2 separate regions of the Homo sapiens genome follow, and region 1 is linked to region 2. A link is an interaction called in ENCODE POLR2A ChIA-PET data of the cell type or tissue named here. Cell type or tissue: PC-3. All regions are shown on one strand. Links, peaks and the distances in the headings refer to the core of each region. The heading gives the core; the rest is flanking DNA. Region 1 overlaps LOC105372130 (a long non-coding RNA gene). Region 2 has its middle 36 kb from the start of LINC-ROR.

The links. ChIA-PET counts read pairs that join two places held together with the same protein. Peaks named below come from ENCODE experiments on the same cell type or tissue, not always from the same donor. Only the 100,000 strongest peaks of a DNase experiment are listed, where the experiment ranks them.
Region 1: POLR2A ChIA-PET joins it to region 2 with 18 read pairs; 1 of 35 experiments calls an interaction of 5 or more read pairs at or near these places.

The regions. Positions count from the first base shown.
Region 1 is chr18:55,828,884-55,837,040 of GRCh38, reverse strand. It overlaps LOC105372130 (a long non-coding RNA gene), which reads right to left. Exons shown (of 9, transcript XR_007066382.1): 7 at 6,569-6,657. Among named protein-coding and RNA genes, the nearest start is that of LINC01415, 51 kb to the right of the region's middle. RefSeq lists an enhancer at 2,873-4,072. In PC-3, for the core only: no CTCF peak of the experiment used is centred there; a DNase peak (open chromatin) is centred at 3,280; H3K27ac peaks cover 861 bases.
Region 2 is chr18:57,104,190-57,112,346 of GRCh38, reverse strand. No RefSeq gene overlaps it. Among named protein-coding and RNA genes, the nearest start is that of LINC-ROR, 36 kb to the right of the region's middle. In PC-3, for the core only: no CTCF peak of the experiment used is centred there; a DNase peak (open chromatin) is centred at 4,706.

The DNA of each region.
Region 1 (8,157 bases), core at 1,558-5,557, 1.3 Mb after region 2:
CCTACTCTAAACTATTCCAATGCATGATAAAAATGAACAGAAGATACAAATTATGAACCACACATGTGCTTTAGTAATCTACTTGTATTTGTAGTTTTGCATTCCCTTAGGTTGTAGGAAGTACTTAAGTGATTTCACTTAAAGGCCACCTGGGAGTTGCATAGGTCCAGAAGTAAATTGTGAATAGAGCCATCAAATGATAATCTCAGATTGTTTAATTCTATCAAAAAAAAATCAAATATGAATAGCTGAAGGTAACTCACACTCAGACTGAGAAAAATCTAGTTATAGCAAATCAAGACTAGGTTTGCATAGCTCTGTATCTCTAAAAATCTTAATGTCTTAGTAGCTTGAGCTTGACCTTAAGAGCTGTCTCAGACACCCAAGGGGAGCATAGCACCGGTAAAAGCCTCAGAACCAGGAATCCTCCCTCCAAGCTCTGAAGTCACATGAGTGCATCTCAGAGGCCGTAGAGGAAGCATCTGGTAGCTGACACCTTGCAGAAATACAAGCCCAGTACTGCCAGATCCTTTTTTCCAAGAGAACTAAAAATCTGGATTTTTATGTGAATGCTCCCAATTTTTAAATGATGGTAGCCAATAAGAATTTTTTGGAAAAGTGGGTAGACCAAACAACACACAACTGGGTACCAGATGTGGCTCAAAGGCCAACAGTTTGCACTGTCCAATTTATATAATTCATCGTAACTAAATATAGCCAGTGCTCCTAAATACATTAAACGTGTTTTTGTAAGAGAGCTTGTTTTCCTCCTCAGCTAAAAATTGTTTGTGTTTTTCTTCTTGTTGCACTCTCAAGTATAATTCAAAGTGTGTAATTTGTGGATTTTAATCCTCCACTCCTGGTTACATTTTCTTAGCAGTTTCGAAGAGTGCTTCTTACTGTTTTACAACATAGGCTTCCACTTCTAATAACAAAAATTATATATTTTTCCACTGCTTGTTTTTCCTGGCTTTAAGAGAGGAAAAAAAGCCATCCTCATTTACTTTTCTAATGATGGCTAGCATCATCATTGATGTCAATAGATCCATGAAGGGAAAAGGAGGGTTAAATTAAATTTCTTTTGATGTTTAGTTTTTCCATCAAACGAGAAGTGAATATTCTGAAAAGTGGTTAAACTCGTTTAAACAATACAAAAAGAACGCTGTTGTTGGTTCAACACCAGGCATTTTGGTGAAGCGATAAGATTTTTAAAAAGCAGAGCTTTTCACCAGGTGTATGACACCATTTCACATAGCCATTTGGGTTTAAATGGAACGAAACTGGAAAAAGAATGCATTTTGCATTTGTAATTCAGTTAAATAGCTGCAACACATGAATTGGTCTGCTGGTAGTTCCCCATATGTTCCTTTAGTCATTTGAACATTTTTTCCACGACCACTAAAAATGATCACTTTTCTATGAGGAGTAACCTCTTATTCTTAAATCTGATAATTAAGCTTTTTTTTTCTGCTTCTGGGATCTATAATTACTACTATCCTTGTAATTTTAAACAATACTCCAAAAATTATTCATCAAGTGCTTGTCATCATCAAGTAATATTCATGGCGCATCTAGGGACATATCCTCTTCCAAAATCTTAAATACCATGCAAATCTTCATTTAAGACACGGAAAGGCAACTTCCCCTTTCTTGGGTACATACTGGACTCTTAACTGATGATGATATAACAACTTATTTCATGCAGCCACGAAGGAAAAATTAGTATATATTATTCCTAAAGGGAATAACTTCCTTTTTGTTGTTGTTGTTTGTTTTTTTGAGACGGGGTCTCCCTCTGTCACCTAGGCTGGAGTGCAGTGGTGTGATCAGGGCTCATTGCAGTTCAAAGGATCCTCCCCCCACAGCCTCCTGAGTAGCTAGGACTACAGGCGCACACCACCATGCCTGACTTAGTTCTTAAAATTTTTTGCAGAAACAGGGTCTCGCTATGTTCCCAGGTTGGTCTCAGACTCCTGGCCTCAAGCAATTCTCCCGCCTTGGCTTCCTAAAGTGCTGGGATTACAAGCATGAGCCACAGCTTCTGGCCAGAGGACCCACTTTGATTTTTTTTTTTTTTCATCATGTCCAGTTTTGTCTTATTTTACTTTTATTTTAGGGTCGGGGTATATGTGCAGGTTTTTTATATAGGTAAACTGTGTGTTATGGGGTTTGGTGTACAGATTATTTCATCACCCAGGTACTAAGCATAGTACTCAATAGGTAGCTTTTTTACTTTTTCCCTCCTCCCATTCTCCACCCTCAAGTCCTTGTGTCTACTGTTTCCCTCTTTGTGCCCATGTCTTCTCATTGTTTAGCTCCCACTTATAAGTGATAACATGCAGTGTTTGGTTTTCTGTACTCTGTTCGTCTGCTTAGGATAATGGCCTCCAGTTCCATCCATGTTGCTACAAAGGACATGATCTCACTCTTTTTTATGGCTACATAGTATTCCATGGTGTATATGTACGACACTTTTTTATCCAATGGCCAATGTGCATTTCAGCTGATTCCATGTCTTTGCTATTGTGTATAGTGCTGCAATAAACATACACATGTATGCGTCTTTGTGGTAGAATAATTTATATCCCTTCGGTATATATATCCCTTTGGGTATATACCCAATAATGGGATGGCTGGGTTAAATGAAAACTCTACTGTAAGTTCTTTGAGGAATTGCCACACTGCTTTCCACAATGGCCTTATTTCAATTACTTGTAGTTTTATTTGAAAAACTCAATTATTGATGTCATAGAAAAGATGTCCAAATTATTACCTGAATATTATAATTTTAATCATTATATAATTACCATTTTATTTACATATTACATACAGTCTCCTAAACATCAACATCCATTTCTTGGTCCTGCCTCCTCAGAACCTAGAAAAACAAATAACTCCATCAGTTCATCATCAGCAAGGGTGTAGTAAGCAGCTACTATTTGGGCTCTGTGCTTCAAGAATGGATTCAGTTGGGAAGACAGCATATAAACTTCTGGTTTTCCCAATCACCAGGTTCAACACCATGGAGTCAGATTTGAATCTTCTCTTCCTTGCCTACTGCATTCAAGCAGTGGCTAAACGTACTAACTCTACTTTCATGGTATTTGATGCCTTTATCTCTCACCCTTCTTCACTGGTATGTCTACTGCACGGGTTCAGAATCCCAGTAAACAGTTGAGAATGGAACTCATGGGCATAAGGTCATTTGATATGTCTGGATACACAGGCCTGAAGCCTGATTCCAACCTGAAGTCATGACTAAGCGATGGGTGGTGGAGTCACTATCAAAGAATCTCCACAGTGGCAATGATGAGCCAGAGGATCCTAAGAACCTCTGAAATGAGTCAGTTTTAAGGAATGTCTGGTTGAGAAATCTCATTTTTCCTGGGAGCTGTCTTACATGGCCTCGTCGTCTAAGAGGATCCACATGGTCTGAGACCCTTTGCCAGGGTAGAATGGGGTAATTTCTGAAATCACTGGGGAATAGGAATGATATGTTAGATAAACTGAAGGGAACACTGAGGACAAGGAGCTTTTGTTCTACCTTCTGTTTCAGATCTAGCACGGATGGAGCCCTGAAGTTTCTGAGGCTCCCCAAAGGAATTAAAAGCTTGGTAGAAAAGGGTGGAATGCCCAGGGGCCAGCAATGATGAGATGGAGAGAGACTTGCTGGGATGGATGCTGGGGGTGACTGCCCAACCAGAGACCAAAGGAAGGTAAGGCAGGGATACGATGGGTCTGTAGCACCAGCGAGAGCCATGAAAAGACCATGTAGCCAGAAAGGGTTGTAGCTCCCTAGCCATGCTGAGACTTACTAAACCACAAGACAAATCAACTACCAATCCCATCCACTGCAGAAGACAAGAGAGAGAGACAAAGGATATCACCCCGAAGACCAGATGAATGGGAGTACTCCGACAACTCTCCCCACCAAGAAGCCAAGTCATACATTTCCCCCAGGAGTCTCCATTGCCATTTTGAGGATGAGCTGAGGACAGGAAAAAAATACTAATATTTAATATTAATGAGAGATAATACTTTTTGAGAACTTTGGTGCCAGGTCCGATTCAAGGTATTTTACTTCCATAAGTTCATCTCCCAACAACCTTTGAGGAATTTTATTCAATTGTATATGTTATTACTCTCATTTCATATATATAGAAACTGAGACACGGAATAAATCATTTGCTTAAGATCACACAGCTACTCAAGTGACAGAACTGGGATTCAAAACAGGCAGTCTGGCTTTAAAACACTCATTCATAGCCATTCTGCTGTGGTGTCTTTCTTTACAAAATAAGAAATCCTTGAGACATCGAAACTTACAAAGTGGCACAGGAAATAAAGCATTAGTAAAAATATAGGAACCAGAAAGTGGAGTACCTCTAACCTTTCTCCAGTACACCTGGGCACCATTTTGAAGGGGAGTGGGAAAGAGTAGGATCGTGATAAACGTATTGAATCTTTCCCACTTGCCAGGCATTGTTCTAAGCACTTTAGCTGCATAATTCACTTACTCCACATTATAACCCTGTGATGTAGACCAGTGCAATCCAGCAGAACTTTATGATGGACAGCAGTGGTCTACTGTTCTAATCTCTTAGCTCTCCAGTACAGTAGCTGCTAGCCACTTGTGGCTACTGAGTACTTGAAATGTGGCTAGTGTGACTGAGAAACTGAATTATTAACAGTGTTTAATTTTATTAAGAACTACTTTAAATTTAAGTTTAAGTAGCCATATGTGGCTAGTGGCTACCAAACTGGGTGGTGCAGAGGTAGATTTTTTTCTGGTTTACACACAGAGAAACTGAAGTGCTGAGTGTCCCTGTCCCTTGTGCAAGGCCACAGATTGACTCAAAGGCAACCCCATGGTTTAAACCCAGTCAATCTGTCTCTGGAGCACACATTTTTAGCCCTAACATTTCCATGAGACATTCTAAGCAATCACCCCAAAACACTGAGCATAACCTATGGCACTATTAAAATTATGGAATCGAACACTTAGTTTCTTTTTCTCTCTGACAGTTGGAGACTTAGGAGAAAAGCCAGATCTGTAACTGACAAAATAAAGGCACTACATTTTCTCTTTAGAGTTTCTGAATGGCACTGTCTGCTCTCCAGGCAATATGATGTGTTTCAACAGTATGGCTGAAGCAGTCCCGTTCGGCCTGATTGCTCTTGCAACCCTGGATCTAGAGAAGGCTGCCAAATTGCTGTTGCCCTAAAAGGTCTGAACCAGGAAGGGCTCTGCTCAATGCATAGGGCAGCCGAGCCCGTCTACTCGAGGCTGCCAGGGACGGTAGCTCACAGGTGCGAGGACCCTGGAGTCAAGCTGAAGGGATGAGAGTTGGGGGTCATTGTCAGAAGTAACGCCTGAGTAATTAGAGTGCCAGGAAACTAGAAAGTAGAGCTGGAAATCCAGAGAGGGATGCAAATTAGGGTAGTCAAATTGGAAGAGTTTTCTTAAGCCAGAGGCATGTCTTAAAATTGGCAGAAGACTTGAAACAGATACCCCAACCATAAAATTAAAGCCCGCCTCACCCCTGCTGACACCCTGAATGACCTTAAGCAAAAGCTTACCTCCCCAGGATTTAATGTCATCTGTGACCTAGGGACAATCATATTTGTCCCCTCATTCTAAAGTCAATGATTTGTTTGTGAAGTGCTTTTAGCTACCCATGAAGGAAAATGTACTAAAATATACCAAGATTTTTCTTGAGATTAAGCACTCATATTATAGTTTCTTAGATGCTTTAACTCATGCACGAAAAGAATTTAATTCACCCAGTTTTTCTCTGAATTCCACTCCCCTGTGTCTCACTCTGAGTTCAGAAGAGAGAAGCCAAGAGGTCAGTTTCTAGGGGTCCCATGTTGGAGAATGGCTTTCGGTGGGAATCTTTGTCTGAGAAAGCAGTTGGAAATGAAATAAGACTGCTTTCTCATTGGAATAAAATATCACATTAATTTTTTGAGAAAAGAAAAACAATAAGGATATCCTGGAAACCAAGGGCTTTTTAACTGCAAGTCTCATCAAAGCAAAAGCACGTCCATCCACTAAAGAGCTCATATAGACACGAAGATGGTTAAAGATTTATTATGAAGAATAAAAACCCGGGGAAAACTGTGTGCCAAGGGGAGAATTTTGCAATTTAAAATGTGTGTGTGTGCGGGTGTGTGTGACATTTGTCAAATTTCACAAAATGTTTCCGTTTTGCCAGGCAGCGTTTACAAAGCCAAACCTTGGAGCTCTGCACAGCACCTAGGCCAAAAGCAATCAACAGCCCAAGCCCACACAACAGCACATTAGAAAACATGCCAGCTTCCCTCACATCACGAAGTCAAAGAAACGAAAACCGCAAGGCTGAATTGCGCAATGCCTAGAACACGAGAAAGAAACAAAATGGAAAGAAGAAACTCATTTAAAGGGCAAGTAATTATTGACAATTATACACGATTGAGAGATAAGCTTCAATTTTAATACAAAATATAGCCAAACTTGTTTCTTGAACTTGCATAAACGCACTCATCAGACACCTTAAGGAAGTCAAGACTTACTGTTGAATCCTACCTTCATTGGCTTGTAGGAACACTGACATGAACTCTGATCATCTACACACTGATGATATCCTAGATAGAACAGCAGTCAGCAAATGTTTTCTGTAAAAAGCCAAATAGAAAATATTTTAGACTTTGTGAGCCATGCAGCCTCTGTCACAACTACTCAATTCTCTGTTGTACAATAAATATGTGAATGAGAATAGTTGTTCCAATAAAACTTTATTTATAAAAATAAGTGGTGGGCCTTAGTTTGCCAACCTCTGCCCTAGAAAATTTAATAAAGGGAAAAGTATATACTTAGATACTAGATCAGGAATAAGATTTATTTATATTTGGGGAAAACATAATTATTTCAAATTCTATGTAACTCTAATATAGTCTAAACTTATTTAATCTATAATAATTCTATTATTTTAATATAAGAACCAGAATATGAAAAAGATGAGATTATAAATTATCTTGTAAGTTTCTGCTTTTGCTTCACTACCCGTCTTAAATGTTTCCTTTGCAAAAAGACTACTCCAAGCAAATGTAGTCACCCCGTTCTCCTTTCTCCCACAGACATTCATTTATAGATCAGTGTTACCTTCTCTGAATTCCTGTAGTCTAATATTGTACCTAAAGTATAGTAGCTTGACAACTAAATAAGTCACTGCACACCTGTTTCATCTTTTCACTCAAAAAATAACAAAAATTAGAATCTTAAAATATAGTAGAGAAATAGCTTCAAAGTTCAGAAGGAAAAAGATGTGGGTTCTCCATTTCTATTCCCAATAACTCAATAAAGCCATTTGCAGACACTCAAGGACTCAGAAAATGCACCACCCACAAAGCCTTTCTAAAATCTTATTTAAGAGTGTATGCCAGAAAAATTAAAAAGGAATCCAAGGAGGAGGAAAGCATGAGAGTGAAGGGACAATGATAAGTTAAGAATTCACAAAAGTTACAATTAGATCAAAATAAAGATTCATAATGGTGCTGTTTAGTCCAATTATTTTGAAAAAATTCATTGTAAAATAGAGGCAAGATGTTTAAAAAATCAATACAAGGTTGAAACAAAATTTCTGCCTATGTCAACACCGGTGAAGTCGTGGAATAGACAAGAAGGAAGAGGTAAAGTTTCACAGTCTTGCCTTATTTAAAAGGAGGTAAAAGATACTGACTAATGTTAGAAATTGATAGAAAGAAACATGTTTAAATATGTTATTTAAAAATAAGGATAAGCACTGGGTGAATAGAATAGTTGTAGTATATATACACCCTTCAAACCAGGAAATGAAAAAATAACAATAAAGGAAACTTGATCACACCAGGAAAGGGTAAAAACTAATTTACATAAAAATAGGAAACCAAACAGGATGTCAGAATGAGACCAAATGTTTTCATTTTTCTAGTAAATGGCAACAGATACATTTCTCAATTTAAAGACAGAGAATTTCAGATTAGGTTTTCTTTAAGCAAAATCCAGGTATATCTGCTTCCAAGAGATATGTCTAGAACAAAATGATTCTGAAAGATCAAATATTAAGGGATGGACAAAGATATAGTAGACAAATGCTAATAATAGAAAGCAGGGATGGCAACATTATAGTCAGTCAA
Region 2 (8,157 bases), core at 2,293-6,292:
ATGTAAAACTAGAGTGTGTCAACATGATGGAGAACTATGCTGCCATAAAAAATGATAAGCATGTGGATTGTGTCAATATATGGAAATAAGTATGTGAAATAGTGCTAAATGGAAACAAGTACAACACCCAATAGTTTGCACACATGGATTACAACTCCATCAATAATTATGTCTGCACACTCATCAGCAAGGGCTGGAAGCAAATTTAGAGTGGTGTACGTAGAGGATTATTTACTGGATTCTTTTTTTCTCCCATAGAATCTTATATATTTCTTATTTTTTATGAGAAGAATGGAAGTTTGGACTGAGACCAACAAGAAAAGCATTTAGCTGCTGACACAATTGCTTAGACAGGAAGGGACACTTGCAGTGGTTGGAAATATGCATCAAGGGAAGCTGCAAGCCTAAAAACTCATACAGTTTTATGAGCTCTGCAGACCCTCCCACTCCCAGACTGGCGGCAGCCACAGGCTGAGTGGAGACTCTAGCACCATTCTCCCAGACGGGCAGAGCACCAACTTCAGGGATGCAGAATACAGAGGAGGCTTCAATGGATATATGGCTTGTTTGCTACTATGTTCACATTTTGCTTTAGAAGGGGGTAACCACATTGTCCTGGCTTGTCCAGGCACAGCCCTAGTTGTCCTAGTATAATTATTAATATCATCCCCTTTTAGTTCAAAAGTGTTCCTGTTAGGATAATAAAATATATGGTCACCCTAATTAAAGGGGCCATTCAGGCCCCAGCTTGGTGCCTAGGAAGGTAAGTGTATTAGCCTGTTCTCCCTGCTGCTAATAAGGACATACCTGAGACTGGGTACTTTATAAAGGAAAGAGGTTTAATTGACTCACAGTTCTGCAGAGCTGGGGAGGCCTCAGGAAACTTACAATCATGGCAGAAGGGGAAGCAAACACATCCTTCTTCACATGGTGGCAGGAAGGAGAAGTGCTGATCAAAAGGGGGGAAAGCCTCTTAACCACCAGATCTCGTGAGAACTTACTCACCATCATGAGAGCAGTAGCATGGGGATAACTGCCCTCATGATTCAATTATGTCCCACCCCACTGGGTCCTTCCCACAGCACATGAAAATTATGGGAACTACAACTCAAGATAAGATTTGAGTGGGGACACAGCCAAACTATATTAGTAAGTGATACCTGTCCCTAAAGGCACCAAAAGACAGGCACATAGATACTCTCACTCTGATCTTACAACAGCCAGGGGATCAGGATGGCATTTCTGTCCCCAATTCACAAAAACATTTAGCTGTGGGCATGTATTGGGATTGCTGCCAGCGCTGTGTTGGAACCAGCTACTACCAGCCCATGGCAGCCGACTGGCACATACCTTCCCAGCTTTACATTCAGTGATATCATCTTGGTAGCTTGAAACTGAAATTGATGGGAGTATCTACACCATGGAAATCAGGAAGTTCTACAAGTTTGGGCTTTTATTTTTTCCAAGGGGGGGTAGGAGTTTGTTGTAAGATATTGGGCAGCACATCACAGATTGCTGGAGTCACTGAAGCTAGAATGTACCTTCTTATAGGACTAGATGATCAGACAGGTTTATACTGAGCTCCCAGTCAAAGCCCCAAAGGGTAACCCAAAAACTATGGAATGTGGTAATCCCTTGCAGACAGGAGAAATGGACAAGCATCTGTGGTTATTTTCCTCACCCATTGGAAATAAAATGAGAACCCAAACACCAATCAATTCAGTTGTCTTACGATATGACAGCTTGACTCACAGCCCAGCTTATCTGATACCTGACAATGTTGTTTGCATCCTATTAAAGCAGATAACCAGTGTGCTGTTGATGCAGCACTGAGTCTTCCTACAATGACAGCTTTTGAATCATGGCTCTTTCTTCATCATATGAGTCATCAAAAAACTCCATACCAATTGACACCGTAACATGTGTGTCACTACAAAGTGGCTTATTCTTTGGCACCAACGACATTTTGTTAATTTGTCCCTCCCCCACCCACACCTCATCCTGCAGCTCCTAAGTAGAGACCTTGGTGAAAGCTACATTTCATGGTCACGGACAATTCATTACTTCCTGTCACTTGCTATTTATTATTGGCTCTCTTTTGTAAACGTGGCAAGCAAAGGATGAACTTCTACAAAGTTGTAACAAGTACTTTAAGTGACTTTCTGGCACCTGCACTTCCATACTTGGTGAGTGTATTTGCTAAATCTAAAAGGTTTAATGAGAGAATCGAAGGTGAAGGAAATTTGGGTCTGGTCAGGAAACGTAAGGTACCAAAGAAAAAAGAGTGAAAGGGACCATCCCCAGAAGAGATTCTTCTCTAACTGGGCATGCTCAGCTGTGCAGGCTTTGAGGATGAAAGGAGCACTGTGTCTGCATTGATGAAGCATCTCCTGTTTGTAAAGTACTCTCCTACATGGCACAGGATAATAGATTAAAAACAGGGCATGTGCTTGCTGCCTTTATAAGCTAGTTGGAAGAGATGGGATGGAGGCAGAGGAAATAATGGGGTGCTGGTGAATGGGAGAGACAAGACAAACCAAAATGGCAATCCTTGACTTATATGTGATAGAGAAAGTCTAAATTAATGTAGTGCTTGTGGCTGAATTGAAAATTTTCTGGAAGGGGGCTTTTGAATGGGTTCCAGTAGCAGCTATAAAGTTTACATCTTCGTGAACTGAAAGCGAACCAAGAATTTTGAAACTCTAGAAATGAGAAACGACCTCAGCAAATTTTCATAGAATTTAACTCTGATTATTCTAGCATATTCTCTTTAGAGAGTACAACCTTTACATTTTTTTGATGACAATTCTACAATCCCCAAAGTGTCCTCAGAGTTTAAGTGTGTCTAGGACTAATGTGGAATAATTAGAAAAGGTGACAGTGTAGCCTCCAAAGTGGCAGCTGGGCGCCCAGTGTGTTTTAGTTAGTGGTTGACTTGCCATCCTTCCCATTAGCCTGTGTTCTCCAGGAGGAGGCAGCATGCCAGGCTCTGTGACCACTCCCCACAAAGAGCTGAGTTGTGTGAGTGCCAAGAGCAAGGCTCGGGCTTTGTGGAAGGCTTGGTGAGTGGTCATATGTGACACCACGACCCCTGGCATCTGCAATTTCCTAATTAATTTTACCACATGCAAGTCCTTGTACCTACCTCAGGTAAACTCAGCTATCTCATCAGTTGCAGCAGATGCTCCTTCTAGATTTCTCCAAGCTCTAAAATTTTAAAGTTTTATGATGATTTAAAAATCAGATTATGTAAGGCAAAAAAAATGTTTAAACCAGAAACACTTCTATTGATAATTTTGTAACAAAAGTTACACCGAACACAATCCCATGATGGTGAGGTGATACAGCCTTCAAAAGACAGAAGGGAGAGTAGTGGCTCAAGTCATGGACAATGACATTGATTTCCATGCTGCACTCTGAATTTCTGCATGCCCAAGGCAGCCAAATTTAAATTATGCAAACATTTGAGGAAGAACCTGTATATTTTGTATTAGATTGATTTATATAAGCCAGCCAACAAGGAATCTGAGATTATATTCTCCAGGCATATGTTCTTCTCCTTTGGCACAGTTGGCCTCTCATTTATCGGGTTCTGGGATAATCCTTTCTGCATATCTCTGTGCTGTAAATGGTGTCCTCAGAGCCTTCACAGAAGCTCCTTAAATGTCTGCTCATGTTTCAGACAAGTGGTTAGATCATACATCAATGCATGATCTTCTCATAACAGATTACCTGCCTCTGAACTCCAACCTTCACAAAATGCGGTATTTGATTCTAACCTATCACTCATAGGCAGCGTGACAACTCTTAAAAGAAGGAGACGAACTCTATATAGTTCATTCCTTACTGACATTTTTAAATGAACATCTGTTATGTAAACTCAGGTGAAGTTTTCAAAAATTCAGCTTTACTTTTTCATTAATTCTGATAACTGATTGACTGGTTTCCTTGACTCCTGGTTCATTAATCTTCAGCTATGATGATATTTCTCTTTAGACATATTTTCTGAATAGGTTGTGCATGGGGGGATTAGTTAAGAATGTCCTTTCTTCCTCTGTAACTGGATAAGCCCTAGATTTTTTAAATTGGCAGTTAAGTGATGTTCAATCCCAAAATAACCACAAAGGTTGAGCTGATTTCTGCATTATGACAAGGCAGTAAGGAGTAGACATTAAAATCGCAACGTGTCTTAGCTTTAATTCATTTGATGAACAGTCAGTCAGGTATAGCCATGGGTTAGGAGTCTGAGTCTCTTTGGGATGCTGGTGATTTGTTTTTTTTTTTCTTTCTGAACACCCATCTCAATTAATTGTCTCAGCAAAATGAGAAAGTCAAATTTCGATGGGCCTCATTTTAATTTCTACCCTAGTCAAAACATTCTACTTATTGATTTCTGCTCTAATTCCCCTAAGGGGTTATAAGAAATTTTCTGTCTTGGAAAAAATGCTCCACAGTGTCACAGAGCTAGTGGGAACTTCAGAGATCATATAGTTCAATGTCCTCATTTCACAGATGAGAAGACTAGGGCCTAGAACGATCGAGTGATCTGACCAAGGTGACTCAGAAAGTTAGCAGCAAAGCCAGGCCAAGGCCCTTCCAGTGCTCTGTTTATCATACCATGTTCTCTGCCCCGGTATAGACTGCCTTGCTGCTACTATCTCCTATTTATTCTAGTCTCTTGTACTCATCCTCCCATTTCCTGTGATTCAGCTATTTCCTGACCACCTATTTTATATTCTGGCCACCCATTTTACCATGAAACATTTCACCTGATGTCTTACTCATTGCCTTCCTGAATTGTGGTATAAATTTAGTGCTCTCATTTTGGCTTACATCCATGGTGTCTGCTTTACCCTGACAGTTAAATCCTGGATGCATCACCTAACAAAGACTCCAGATATTAGCAGATACTACATTTACTTCTTCCCTCATTTGAGATTCCTCATTGTCCTCTAATTTTCAGCCACTGCCAAGTCCAGACCCTTCACTTTGTGCTATTTTTGGCTCTCGTTTCAGCCACTTTGCAGAATTGCTGTCCATGGTACTGATATTAGCAAAAGCAGTGACTGTCCAGCCTGAGTGGGAAAAGCAGAAGTCTATAATGATTATAAATTATAAATCTTATAAATCTTATAAATTATATATACTTAACCAGACATTTCAAAGCCAGTTCTCTTTTTTAATGTCTCACCAGGAAAGGGACTGTCAAGTGGGTGATAGCTTGTGATGTGCTGATATATGTTTAACCAATAGCTCTCCAAGAAAAAAAAAACACATAATTTGTAGTGTTTTCCAATTTCCATGATATAAGCAGCACTCCTACAATGGCTGACTTCAAGCCACTCACGAGACGTCACTAAACACAAAGCTGAGAGAAGATATGTGCAATCAGCTCTCATGGGCTAGTGCAAGCTGGCTCCACCATGCCATTAGCCATAGCCCAACATTGCAGCTCAAGTTTCTTAAACTAGGATTTTCCCAAGGCGTGACATCCCCAAGGTGGCTGAGAGTAAAAAATGGCTAAAAGTGTTTCTGAAGTAAAGCCCTTTAGTGAGATCTCAATGTGAAGCCAAGAGAACAATACATGTCTTAAGCCCAACAAGACAGACACGGGGCCCTGAAATGGAAATAGGATACATGTTATGGGCCATATACTTTTTTAAGAGCGAGAGCAAATTAGGATAAACATGATCTTGGTACTATAAAAAGCATTGGAGTTGTCTGTAGATGGGTAGCCTGTGGACACATCACTTTGATTTGCAGGCACATGGCCAAGGGAAACACCCCTAGTGTGTCCTGTGATCATGATTTTCTCAGCTCCAAATCTGAAGTGGGATATCAAAGTTCCAGGATGTCTTTTGAGGTTAATTTTGCAATCACAGATAAAATTCTATATTTTTGAATACTATTTTTATTTCTACTTACTTTTTATTAAAAATCTATTTTGATATTGTGGAAATGATAATAGCCAAGACTGCCTTTTGATTATAAATAGGAGAGACCAACTGAATCTAGACAAATGAACAATTTATTGGGAGGAAACTGGGGCACCTCACAGAAAAACCAAGACCCTAAAAGGGAAAGGATTCATCTGAGATTCAGAAACAGCTGGTACCAGGAATATGACAATATCAAGACTACTCTCTGTTTCTTGTGTCTGCTTTACTTGGATGTCAACTGTGTTATTCCTTCTCTCTACACACCCTCTTTCTCCACATAGCAGAGAACAATGGTGTTTTTCAAGCTCTGAGCCTCACAGATCCATAGTGAAATAACTGAACGCTTTTAGTCCCTGATATGTACTGAATTGTGTTCCCCCAAAATTCATACGTTAAAACCCTAACTCCCAGTGTGACTGTATTTGGAGCTAGAGCTTTTAGGAGGTAATTAAGGTTGAATGAGGTCTTAAGAGTAGACTCCTAATCCAGTAAGAATATGGCCTCCTAAAGAAAGGAAGAGAGAGAAAGAGATCTTTCTCTGTATTTCCATAAGCACTCACCAAGGAAAGGCCATGTGAGGACATACTGAGAAGGCTGCCATCTGCAAGCCAGGAAGAGAGCCCTCAGCAGAAATTGAATCAGCTCACACAGCTTCTAAAACTGTGAGATAGAAATCTCTGGTATTTAAGCCACCCAATTTATGATATTTTGTTATGGCAGTCCAAGCAGACTAACAGTCTCAAATCCAAAATTATCAAAGAAAAGATCGTTGTTCCAGGTGAAGTAACATCCTTCTTCTTGGATCAATTAACTGTGTTTCAGGGTGGTAGAATCACATGTGAACCATGTGTGTAGTGGGGAGTTCCTACACAAGGGGTATTGTTAGGCAGGAAACCCAATAGATGCCTATCTCACTATCTATTTCTACATGTCATAGGATTGGTTTAGAGAACTATGACACTCCTAATATGATTTTTAACAAATTATACTAAATAAAGAATAGAGTCTTTCATAATACCAAATACTTTAGAAAGTCACTGACTTTTTAAAAAGTATTGCTACTGGGTACTGGATGAGTTATTTCTTTCTTTTTTTTTTTTTTTTTGGACAGAGTCTCACTCTGTCATCCAGGCTGGAGTGCAGTGGTGCGATCTCACCTCACTGCAACCTCTGCCTCCCAGGTTCAAGAGATTCTCCTGCCTCAGCCTCCTGAGTAGCTAGGATTACAGGCCCAGCTAATTTTTTGTATTTTTAGTAGAGATGGGGTTTCAACATGTTAGCCAGGATGGTCTCGTTCTCCTGACCTCGTGATCTGCCCACCTTGGCCTCCCAAAGTGCTGGGATTACAGGCGTGAGCCACTGCACCCAGCTGATCAGTCATTTCTTAATCTGTTTTTATATCAAAGTCATGTGAAGGGCTTTAAAAATATGTGAACTCGATTCCCAGGCAAGATGGCCCAATAGGAACAGCTCCAGTCTGCAGCTCCCAGTGAGACCAACGCAGAAGATGGATGATTTCCACATTTCCAACTGAGGTACCCAGTTCATCTCACTGGGACTGGTTAGACAGTGGGTGCAGCCCACAGAGGGCAAGCAAAAGCAGGGTGGGGAGTTGCCTCACCAGGAAGCACAAAGGGTCGGGGAACTCCCTCCCCTAGACAAGGGAAGCCGTGAGGGACTTGCCATGAAGGATGGTGCTATCTAGTCCAGATAGTCCAGATACTATGGTTTTCCCTCAGTCTTCACAACCCACAGACCAGGAGATTCCCTCAGGTGCCTACACCACAAGGGCCCTGGGTTTCAAGCACAAAACTGGATAGCTGTTTGGGTAGACTGAGCTAGCTGCAGAAGTTTTTTTGTTGTTGTTTTTGTGTTTTTTTTTTCCCCCTGGTGGCACCTGGAACACCAGTGAGACAGAACTGTTCACTCCTCTGGAAAGGGGGCTGAAGCTAGGGAGACAAGAAGTCTTGCTCAGTGGATCCCACCCCCATGGAGCCCAGCAAACTAAGATCCACTGGCTTGAAATTCTTGCTGCACAGCACAGCAGTGTGAAGTCAACCTGGGATGCTCAAGCTTGGTGGAAGGAGGGGTGTCCACCATTACTGAGGCTTGAGTAGGAGGTTTTCCCCTCACAGTGTAAATAAAGCTACCAGAAAGTTTGGACTGGCTGGAGCCCACTACAGTGCCACAAAGCTTCTGTAGCCAGACTGCCTCTCTA